Regions from separate parts of the Mus musculus genome. Here region 1 is linked to region 2. The links are chromatin contacts, found by Hi-C or POLR2A ChIA-PET in ENCODE. All regions are on one chromosome and are shown on one strand. Each heading gives the region's core, a stretch centred on a gene start or an enhancer-like site at or near the end of the contact. The rest is flanking DNA. Distances are from core to core; before and after follow the strand shown.

Region 1 (5,491 bases), core at 566-3,065, 48 kb after region 2:
GCCAGCACCCTAGTACCTGGGGTATCTGAAGTTAGCGCCAGTCCAAGAAGCCCATCGATCCACAGTATGTCAGGGCCAGAATCCTCACCTCCTAGCAGTGGGCCCTGTGAAGCTGCTCCTACATCTTCACTGTCTACCCCAACCCAATCCACCTTCATAGCTTGTCGTCACAATGAACTGGGGACGACTACTGGGGGAAGCCCAGAGAATGGAGAAGGAACAGAGCTTGCCATCACTCCACCTGCTGTGAAACGTCGGAGGGGGAGGCCTCCCAAGAAGAACAGATCTCCAGCAGATGCTGGGAGAGGGGTAGATGAGGTACCTTCATCCATCTCTAAGGGGAAAACCAATGGGGTTGACCCAGTCCCCGGCCCTGAAACAGTAACTGTTGCAGAACCTGACCTCAGGCCCCAATTTGTTCCTGGGCCCCAGCCTCCTGGACCCCAACCAGTTCACAGACCAGAACCCACCATCCTATCGCCTGTGGAGAAAAGACGGCGTGGGCGTCCCCCTAAAGCAAGGGATTTGCCCATTCCTGGGACCATATCCTCTCCAGGAGGCGGCAATTTAGAGAGCCGAACACAGTCGCTCCCTTTCCCAGCACCCCTGACACCACTCCTAGCCTGTCCCACTGCTGTCACCAACACTGTCACTACTGTCACCATTTCAACATCCCCACCGAAGCGGAAGCGGGGCCGACCTCCCAAGAACCCACCATCACCAAGGCCCAGCCAGCACCCTGTCTTGGACCCCGACAGCTCTTCTATTCTTGAGAGTTGTGGACTGGGAGTGCAGCGCCAACCCCTGGGCCAGGCAGAAAGTGAAGGCAGTTCCTCTGATGAGGATGGAAGCCGTCCTCTCACCCGCCTGGCCCGTCTTCGGCTTGAAGCTGAAGGGATGCGGGGACGAAAGAGTGAAGGGTCCATGGTGATGGCCGTAATTCAGGATGACCTGGATTTAGCAGATAGTGGGCCAAGTGGGTTAGAACTGACACCACCTGTGGTCTCATTAACTCCCAAATTTCGCTCAACCCGCCTGCGTCCAGGGTCTCTAGTCCCCCCACTAGAAACTGAGAAAATGCCTCGAAAAAGGTCAGGGGCTCCAGTTGGGAGTTCTGGGATGGCAAAACGAGGCCGCTTGCAGCCCCCAAGTCCCCTGGGGCCTGAGGGTTCAGTAGAGGAGTCAGAGGTAGAAGCCTCAGGTGACGAGGAGGAAGGAGATGGAACCCCACGCCGTCGAACTGGTCCCCGCAGGCTCGTTGGGACCACCAACCAAGGGGACCAGCGTATCCTGCGTAGTAGTGCTCCTCCCCACCTATGTATCCCTACTATTAGTCACAGAGGTCGAAAGGCCAAGACGTGAATGGGCAGCCCCTTCACTTATGTATCCCACCATGGCCGCTTTCCCTTGCCCAGGCCTGACTCTGATAACCACTACTTGAAGTCTTTGAGGGAAAAAGCCTCCAGGGAGACATAGGGGGCTGTCTTCCTTTCCACCAAAGTAGGGGGTAGGTTACTGGTTGTCATGGAAATGGGGCTTGTCACAACCCCCTTTCTCTCCTATATGGCTGGGCAGTGTTAAGGGTGGCAAGATAGTTTCTGTCCCCACCCCCTTGTACTTGATTCCCCAGCTGTCTTTCACAGCCTCAAACCCTTAGGGTAAAGGGGGAGGGGCTTTTCAATGAGGTGGGGTGGGTTTGTTTTGTTTTTTTTTCTTTTTTTTTTTCTTTTTCTTTTTTTCTTTTTTTTTCTTTTTTTTTTTTTTTTAAGAAAAAAAAAAAAAAGCATAATAAACTTAGTTTCTGTACAAGCATCCGTGTAAGGAGGCTTCTGATTTTCTGGTCTGGTGGAGGGTTGGGTGGGAATTTGGACGTCATTTTTCACCTCCCTCTTACAATGACTCCATGACTGATCTCTAATGCAAGGTTACCCTTGAAGCAGAACTTAATCCCGCTCCCAGTCAAAAAAAAAAAAAAAAGAAAAAAAGAAAGATTGTCAAATCTGATCTGGTAGGCTATATAGAGTCTTTTAAACCACCCAGATAAACTCTTTTCTCTGAGTCTTGAACTTGCCCTCAGTTCTCCAACACCCGGGAGTCCCCTTCAGTCTCCTTACTCAGGTGCTTCCTTACACTCCTGTCTTCAGAAAGCAGGCATCCTCCATTTGCTCATGCCTTAGCCCTCCTCTGCTCGCCATCTAGCCAAACTGGTTTGAGCTGGCCATGCCCCTTCCCAGAGCCCTGGGCTCTTCACATGGTGGCTGGCCCTACAACTCTACCTTGGCTTGGCTTGGAGCCATGAGTCAGCTTCATCTCCACCCAAGCCAAATCAAACCCGAGGCAAGAGCCGAAACTCACAGTTCCTCAAAGCCTATGGCCAGGTAAGAATCTATGCTTATGTTTATAGTTTCTGACCATAACTCCCTGGGCCCTTTCTTAGGCTCTTTTCATTTACTGACAATTCATTTCTCACCTCAACTGCTGTTGCAGCTTGCCACATCTTTTTGCTCTCTCACATTCTGCATTTTTGTTTCTTGTGGCGGGGAACCACAGGTGGTTTCATGTGTCCAGGCTGTAGGATAATGATTAGACATGAGGGTGGAAAGATATTTTGATGTGCATAGAGGGCCTGAGTACTAGGAAGGCATTGTGCAGGTTTCTGTGGGCAAAGTCATTTGAACTCTGCTAATCTGATTGGGTTGTATGGTCTGGGATAAAGTAGAGGTGACAAGCATAGAAAAGGAGGTGTCATATTCAGGGGTTTTGTTTTGAGACAGGATCTCATGTATCCTCAGACTCAGCAATGCTGGCCTTGAATTTAGATCTTTCTGCTTCTGTACCGAATTGGTATTATCGATGTCTGCCTCCACTCCTTGGTTAGGTGGGATTTTTTTATTGTTACTTTTATTTTGTTTTGTTTTTATAAACATCAAAAAGAACTTAACCATATGAATCTTGCCTTTCTTTTATCCTCCAAACTATTCATGCCCAGGGTTTGGTGGTACACGCCTTTAATCCCAGCACTCAGGAGGCAGGGGCAGATAGATCTCAGTGATTCTAGGCCAGCCTGGTCTACAGAGTGAGTTTTAGGACAGCCAAGGCTACACAGAGAAACTATCATAAGTAAGCCAAGCAAAGCCAGAGCCAGGCAGTCTCTGAATTTGAGGACAGCCTTGTCTATATACTGAGTTCCTGGCAAGCCAGGGAGGGGCTACATAACGAAATCCTGTGTCAAAACAAAGCCAAAAAAAGTTACCTAGTAATAAGGTTTTAAGATGATATCTCTCAGCCGGGCATGGTGGCGCACGCCTTTAATCCCACCAGTTGTGAGGCAGAAACAGATTTCTGAGTTCAAGCCCAGCCTGGTCTACAGAGTGAGTTCCAGGATAGCCAGGGCTCGAAAAGATTTAAAAAAAAAAAAATTCTATCTCCTGTTTCTGGTAGCCAGGTCAGCTTCATTGTCTATATTTATTGAAGAATAAGTACATTCACACATGCTTGCCCTTCAAAAGATTCAGAATCTTCAGCTATGGAAAGGATCCCGACCACGTAGTTAGTCTTCTCACCTGAGTCACTGGAGGAATTTCCCAGTAAGACAGCATTCCTGAGTGTAGGGTTAGGACACTAGACAGCATGCTTTGAGAAGGGTGGAGTCACCATGCCCGAGCAAGAGCTCATTTGTTGGGCTTAAAAGTGCCTTGACTATATCATCCACAGGTGATGGAGGACAAGGAGAAGGCAGCGGAGAGCTTGGTGAGCAACATGGAAGCTGCTCATTCTCCATCCCCTATCCACTGCCGCTGGCTCCGCCTCCAATATTTGGCGGCTACTAGCATTATCTGTGGCTGTTCTTGCCTGGGGATCATGGCTCTTGTGTTTGCCATCAAGGTGAGGAATAAAATTCCTATGGGACTGGGAGGGTATAATGAAATGACTGTATCTGATCTGTCTACAGTTACGGTTACTACATATCTTTTGATGCTTAGCTCTGAGCTTAGTGACAGAGTAAGAATACTTTCTAAGGACTCGTGTCTTACGAAAACGAAAGTTGTAAAAATGGATAATTAGTAGAATTCAGTTCATTAATACTGTAGTACAGGAGAAGTGTGAGTGTATTGAGGATGGAAGAACAATTCAAATAAAGGCAGGAATATTTGAGATTTGACATCAAAGGATCCAGATCCTGAAGGCCTCCGATTCTGAACTTAGGAATTTTAACTTTATCTTGAATAGTAGAAAGCAATTTAAATTTTTTTCAGAGGAGTGACATGGCCAGATTTGTGTTTCAGAAAGATCTACTCTCAAACCCCCCATTGAGGCTGAATCACAAGGGGCAGGACTACAGGCAGACAGTTTAGTCGTGATGAGAAGGATCTCCATCGTGTGCAATGAGTAGAGCAGTTGTTAGAGAACAGTCTGCACCCCTCCTGCTTTTTGTTGTAATTGGGATAGGGGTGGCATTACTAGGAATTGAGTCCAGAGTCCTGCTTATGAAAAGTGATAATTCCAGCATACACATATACCTAGTGAAAGGCTATTCAAACTAATTTAAACATTCTAGAATTTTCTCACTACCTCACAGTCAGAAACATTTTGTCATCATAAGAATTTCTTTTTTTTTTTTTTTGAGATTTATTTATTTAATGTATATAAGTACACTGTAGCTGTATTGATGATTGTAAGCCATCATGTGGTTGCTGGGAATTTGAATTCAGGACCTCTTCTCGCTCAGGTCGGGCCCCGCTCTCTCCGGCTTAAAGATTTAATTATTATATCTTTACACTGTAGCTGTCTTAAGACGCACCAGAAGAGGGCGTCAGATCTCACTATGGAAGGTTGTGAGCCATTGTGTGATTGCTGGTATTTGAACTGAGGACTTTCAGAAGAGCAGTCAGTGCTCTTAACTGCTGAGCCATCTCTCCAGACCCATCATAAGAATTTCAGTGGGGCAAAAACCATAAAAGCAGTCCTTCATGATAAAAATGGTGGTGCCTTTTGGACCATGAGAGAGAGAATGAATGTGGGACAAATAGAAAAGAATGGAAATAGAAGGATTGCAAAGTATTTTCCAGTCCAGAAATGTAGTTCAGCAGAGTACTTGGTTAGTATGCACAGGCCCTTGGGTTCCATCCCAAACCACAAAACAAACCAAAGTTATTTAAGATACAGTCTTTGTGAGCTAACTGTGGCCAGTTGAAAAGTAAGGCAGAACTAAAATGAATACTTTGTATTGCAGATGAGCCAAGAAAGACCAGAAAAGGTTGTAAAGTGTTTATGTGTGCAATTATGAGCTATGATGGATCAAGAAGTGAAATGGGGCAGTGGGTACTTTGGGACAGAAGCAGGGGGAGAATCTAACCAAGAACCTGCCCCCAACAGGCAGAAGAGCGGCATAAGGCAGGCCAGTCGGAGGAGGCCATATGCTTGAGGGCACGGGCCCGGAGACTCATTCTGGCCAGTTTTGCTGTCTGGCTTGCTGTCCTTTTTCTGGGCC
Region 2 (5,369 bases), core at 1,578-4,077:
TTTCTTCCACTACCTTCTTTCTTTCTTTTGGTGGGGTGAGGAGGGGACATACAGGGACAAGTGGAGGGGTGGGGACGGGACATAAAAAGATAGGGTCTCACTATGTAAACCAGCCTGGACTTGAATTCAGAGATTTTCCCTGCTAATGCCTGCTGGGTGCAGGAATGAGAGGTGCCACCACATCTGGCCCCATCACTATCTTTATTAATCTTTCTAGATATTATAAGTCTGAAAAGGCAAAATGTAAAACAATTATAAATTGCCAAAGTGTAAGCAAAAGTGTGAAACAATTCATACTATGGTATCATTTAGATATAGGGGACTCAACACTGATTACTTCTGGGTAGAATTCTCTAGGCAGGGTACTGGGAACATTTAGGAATTTTTTTTTTTTTTGCAGATAATCCTTTTACTGATAATTCATACTACATTTATTTTTACAAAAGCAAATATTTATTACCTCTGTAATTTTAGAATTTATTTTTATAAGTGTTTGCCTGAATGTATGTCTATGTATTAGAAGGTTTCAATTCCCTTAAGACTAAAGTTAGAAACTGTTAAAAGCTTCCATGTGGGTGCTGAGAATCAAACCCTGTGTTCTCTAGAAGAGCAGCCAGTGCTCTTAACCACTTAAAACATCTCTCCAGCTCTGCCTCTGTAAATTATTTAAACACACACACACACCTTTAAAGTACTAAAGTGAAAAAAAGCAACACATAGTTACTATAAGATTATATGCATATCCTTTTTTTTAGACAGGATAATCTTGAACTTTAGAATATTAGTGTGTGTGTGCTCTGTGTGGTTGTTTGTATTGACTTATGCAACAGCACAGGTTGGCCTCAACCAGTAAATTGGGATTGTGCATTTATGCTACCATACCTAGCTGTAAAGAATCTTTCTTCCAGTCTCTATTCAACTTCCATTTCCCCTCAATAGCTTCTCCTCTGTCCATCGCTGATTTATTTTTATCCTGTTTTCTTAATTATTAGTTATGTTTTGGGGCAGGGTCTTGTTATGTAACCAATGGCTCAAAATCTTCCTTGGAACCGTTGTAGATAATAAATGCATCCTTAAAATCGGAAGGGAGTATCAGATTCTCTAAGAGATTTTTTCCCCCCTAGACACAGGAATTTTTCTCTGTAGCTTTGGTTGTCCTAGAGCTAGCTTCATAGACCAGGATGGCTCTGAAGTCAGAGATTCGTCAGCCTCTATTGGGATTAAAAGCCATGAGCCACCACCACCCAGCCTTTTTTTCCTTAAGGATTTTTATTTGACTTGAATGGGAGTTTTACTTGCGTGTATGTCTGTGCACCGTGTTTGTGTATTGCTCTCTGAGGCCAGAAGAGGGTGTCGGATTCCTTGGAACTGGAATAACTGTTAGGAGCTTCTTTAGTGTGGAGATAGAATGTCCTCTCAAAGTGGAAGCAGCCAATATTCTTAATCACTGAGCTATGTTCTCAACCTCTCAAAATAGTTCTTAAATGTAAAAGACTGCAAACCTATGGTACTTGTATTTGAGAGTTCTTGGGAAAACCGGTGTTACAAAGTCAACCGCAGCTGGTAGTGGTGGTGCATACGTTCATTCCAGGCAGACGCAGGAGCAACTTTGTAAGTTTAAGGTTAGCTTGATCTACATAGCGAGTCCATGTCAGCCAAGGCTACATTGTTAGACCTCACCTTTCAAAAACAAAAAGTAACTGCTGTAGGAATCAGTAGGTCTAAGCTCTTCTACTCATTTGTTTCATTTCACTGGGTGATATGTAAGAACAAAAACTCCGAAATCCAAAGGGTGGTCCCAGTGGGCAGCTGCAATGCAGCACGAGTTTCAGACCTATTGAAGCGTGCTGGGCCAGCATGGAGCCTCGGAGCGAACTACAACTCCCACCTTGCTTTGCGCCGCACAGTCCTACGCTAGCACGCGAGCCTACCCGCCCCTTCAGCCTCCAGTTACTGTGTATCGCGAGAAGACGGGCCGCTCTGGCGGTAGCGATAACGAGCCTTGGTGGTGGTGGTAGTGGTGGTGCTAGTGGCGGTGGCGGCCGAGACGGCGGCGGCCATTTTGGTGAGGCCTCGGGAGCAGCGGAGGCGGCGGCGGGGTCGCTGGGAGTAGCGTCTCCTTTTTCTTCAACTCACCAAGCACCTCTTCGCGGCGTGACTGGAAGCGGTGGGAGCATCGGGGTGGCTCGTGTTACGGCCCTTAGGGGAATTTAAAGTGGTGAAGGCGGCGACCAAGAGGGGGCCCTCCCCCCTCCTCGGCGGGAGGGGGGGTGGTGAGCACGCCCCCGAGGACGCAGGTAAGGAGAGGGAGACAAGATGGCGGAGGCCCCACACTTTCCCCTCCCCTGACGGGTGCCTGCGCGCGCATCTGCGAGCGCCGCTTCCCACCTTCCCGGGGTGCTGCGCGCGCACCGCCCGGCGGGGCCCCGGGGCTGGCGAGCGAGGTTGCCTGCGCGCGCTCCCGGAGCCGGGGGTGGGGGGGAGGGCGTCGGGCCGAGCGGCACCTGGTGTCAGAGCGGCGCCTCGCCCCCCTCCTGCCCTTCTGCGCACGCGTGCGCGAACGAGCAGCCCTCGAGAGGACGGACCCAGGTGCGCTTCTGCCCGCCCACCAACCTGCCTCCCCTCGGGGGCGCGGACGAGGGAAAGGGGTGCACGGGACGAGTAGTCCGGGCGCGCGCCCACCATAAGCCATTTAGGAGCCCGAGACTTGGCGCACGAACCCTTCCTTCCCGAGCTCTTTGCGGTCTGTGGATGTGGGGGCGCCGACGGACGCGGACATCTGAGTCCTGTGACCCGGTCTATGGGATCGGGTTCTGGCGGGAATCCCCCCCTCCTCCCCTCCCCAATCTGGCCGTGCGCGCCGCCGGCTCACCCCGCCTCCGGGCCGCGCACGCGCCGGCGCCTCCCCCAGCCGGTCGAGCACGTTGGGTGGGGTGGGCGACCGCGAGGGGGCGGGGCCGCCGTCTGAGGAGTCAAAACTTGGCAGAGGTCAAGGGTCATGCTGGGTCAGTCCACTGCGGGGGGGGTGGGGGGGTATTGGGAGGTCATAAAGAAGGCTGGAGTCCATAGTTGGGGCCTCATGGTTTTGGATTACCTCCAATCCTTGGAATTTCTGAAGGGTGAATCAAGGCAGCACAACACCTAGATAAGGAATTAACTAGGCAAATGCTTCCGGATCTTGAATACTTTATTAACCCTGCTTGTTTCCGGCTGTTAGGGCTCCTTGGCGCCTTCCTCACTTAAGTCTGCTTATAAAGCTCTTTCTTGCCGGGCGGTTGGTGGCGCACGCCTTTAGTCCCAGCACTTGGGAGGCAGAGGCAGGCAGATTTCTGAGTTTGAGGACAGCCTGGTCTACAAAGTGAGTTCCAGGACAGCCAGGGCTACACAGAGAAACCCTGTCTCCAAAAACGAAAAGCGTTTTCTTTAAAGTTCTTTGGCCGTTCCACCTCGCTCTTTCTGTATTCAAATAGCCCTCCTTTACTTTATAACTATTTGCTTTTTGTTTTGGGGAACTCCGCCCTCATTTCTGTTAAGTCCTCATTGAAAAGACAAGGAAGCTGTCAGGCATCCAGGAGGCGTTGTTAACTTCTAGATGAGAAGTTTCTGTCCTTCAGTTGTCTGTCAGAGCTTTAAGTACTTTTAGCTTTTAAAACGTTTTGTTGTCTTCTTCTCTGCTCTTACCCAGCCAGAATGTACAACCCTGTGAGATTCTCCGTACAAAACACTTTGTGCTTTGTTGCCACAACATGTATATACACCACATCCATGCTTGGTGTCCAGACAGGCCAGAAGAATAATCTGGGCCACTGGAGCTGGAGCTATTGTGAGCTGCTATATAGGTGCTTGGGACAAAACCCAGGACCTCTGCAGGAGCAATGAATACTCTTAAATCCCTGAAGCATTTCTCCACCCCCACCCCCAAGGCTGAGCCTTGCCCAATTTACTACAGCCTTGCCTAGTTTACTGTATGACTTTCTGAAGCATGAGCTTTCCCTGTTACTGTTCTGTGAAGTGACTTCGGATGTATTTTAAAGTCCAATAAAGCTGGTGTACGTAACCTTAGATGAGTATGGATTGACACATGTGGGTCGTGTCCTCACTGCTGCTGCTTCTCCTGTTTTAGGTGTGATTTCCTTCAGTACAGCACGGCACCGTGGAAGTGCAGACTCTCACAGGGGGTGTGGTCTCTGCTCACACAGGTGAGCTCACCTTCAGATAAAATTTTGTGTGCTGATGTTAATGGGAGAAACTGTATGACATGATGAGAGAATAGGTTGTGAATGATTACTGCATGTGTTTTCTATGTAGGGTTTGGTGATAGTACAACCAAACTGAGGCTGAATAAGGGAAGGTGTTACCCAGGCACTACTAGGGAGAGCACTAAGAGTATTAGGTTTTTCTATGTTTTTTTTTTTTGTTGTTGTTGTTTAGTTTGGTTTTGCTTATTTGTTTTGTTTTCATTTTTTTCTCTCTCTTTTTTTTTTTTTTTTGTTGTTGTCATTGTTTTCTCGAGACAGAGTTTCTCTTTGTAACCCTTTGTGTTCTAAAATTTGACTTGTAGATCAGGCTGGCCTTGAACTCAGAGATTTCTGTCTCTGCCTCCCAGTGCTAAGAAGAAAGACCTATACCACCATCCTGGCTTCTTCAATGTTCTGAAACATGGCAATGTGGATTTAAGTTCTCCTACTATTATCTTTTCTTCCTTCTTTTCTTTCTTTTCTTTTTAAAGACAATCTCACATAATTTAACTGGCCTCAATCTGTATAGCTGAGAATACTCTTAAGTAGTTGTGATCCTCTTGCCTCCAGTGTACCACCGTGACACTCAATTCTATGTGGTTCAGGCATGAAGTCTCAGACTCTGAGGGTACTGGTCAGCTATCCTACCAGATCAGCTCTGTCTTCAGCTCTGTGTTTCTCCCTTCTCTCTCTTTTCCTTTTTAAGGGGGTGGGGGTCTAAGTCTCTAGCTCAAGCCAACTTTGAATTCATAGCAGTCATTCTGCCTTGGCTTGCCCTAAGTGCTGGGATAATAGGTATGAACCACCACAGCTGACATTTCTCTTTCTTTTTCTTTTTTCTTCTTTTTTTCTTTTTCTTTTTCTTTTCTTTTCTTTTCTTTTCTTTCTTTCTTTATTTCTTTTTTTTTTTTTTTTTTGAGATAGGGCTTCTATTGTAGCCCAGGCTGTCCTGGAACTCTTTCTGGAGACCAGGCTAGCCTCAAACTAACAGAGATCCACTTACCTCTGTCTCCTGAGTGCTGAGGTTAAAGGCATGTACCATGAATGCTTAGCATATTTATTCTTTTGAAATGAGATCTTACTTTGTGTTTGAGGCTGGTCTCTAATGCCTATGTTAAAACAATCATCTCC

The links. A loop is a pair of places that touch in the nucleus more often than their neighbours do. ChIA-PET counts read pairs that join two places held with the same protein, here RNA polymerase II (POLR2A).
Region 1: a loop to region 2 is called in a map of left cerebral cortex, with 2.5 times the contacts of the local background. The contact joins the promoter of Tmem265 here to the promoter of 1700008J07Rik in region 2. A Hi-C loop is called at or near these places in 16 of 37 maps with a recorded cell type or tissue (CH12.LX, T-helper 17 cell, adrenal gland and 4 more). POLR2A ChIA-PET finds 5 or more read pairs at or near these places in 4 of 5 experiments (Patski and embryonic stem cell).

Annotation. Positions count from the first base shown.
Region 1 is chr7:127,559,408-127,564,898 of GRCm38, forward strand. It overlaps Tmem265 (transmembrane protein 265), which reads left to right and starts at 1,816. Exons shown (of 3, transcript NM_001304267.1): 1 at 1,816-2,378; 2 at 3,715-3,885; 3 at 5,377-5,491. The coding sequence starts at 3,718. Srcap (Snf2-related CREBBP activator protein) reads left to right here. Exons shown (of 34, transcript NM_001304266.1): 34 at 1-1,812. The coding sequence ends at 1,362.
Region 2 is chr7:127,510,042-127,515,410 of GRCm38, forward strand. 1700008J07Rik (RIKEN cDNA 1700008J07 gene) reads right to left here and starts at 2,828. Exons shown (of 1, transcript NR_024331.1): 1 at 397-2,828. It overlaps Srcap (Snf2-related CREBBP activator protein), which reads left to right and starts at 1,942. Exons shown (of 34, transcript NM_001304266.1): 1 at 1,942-2,297; 2 at 4,124-4,199.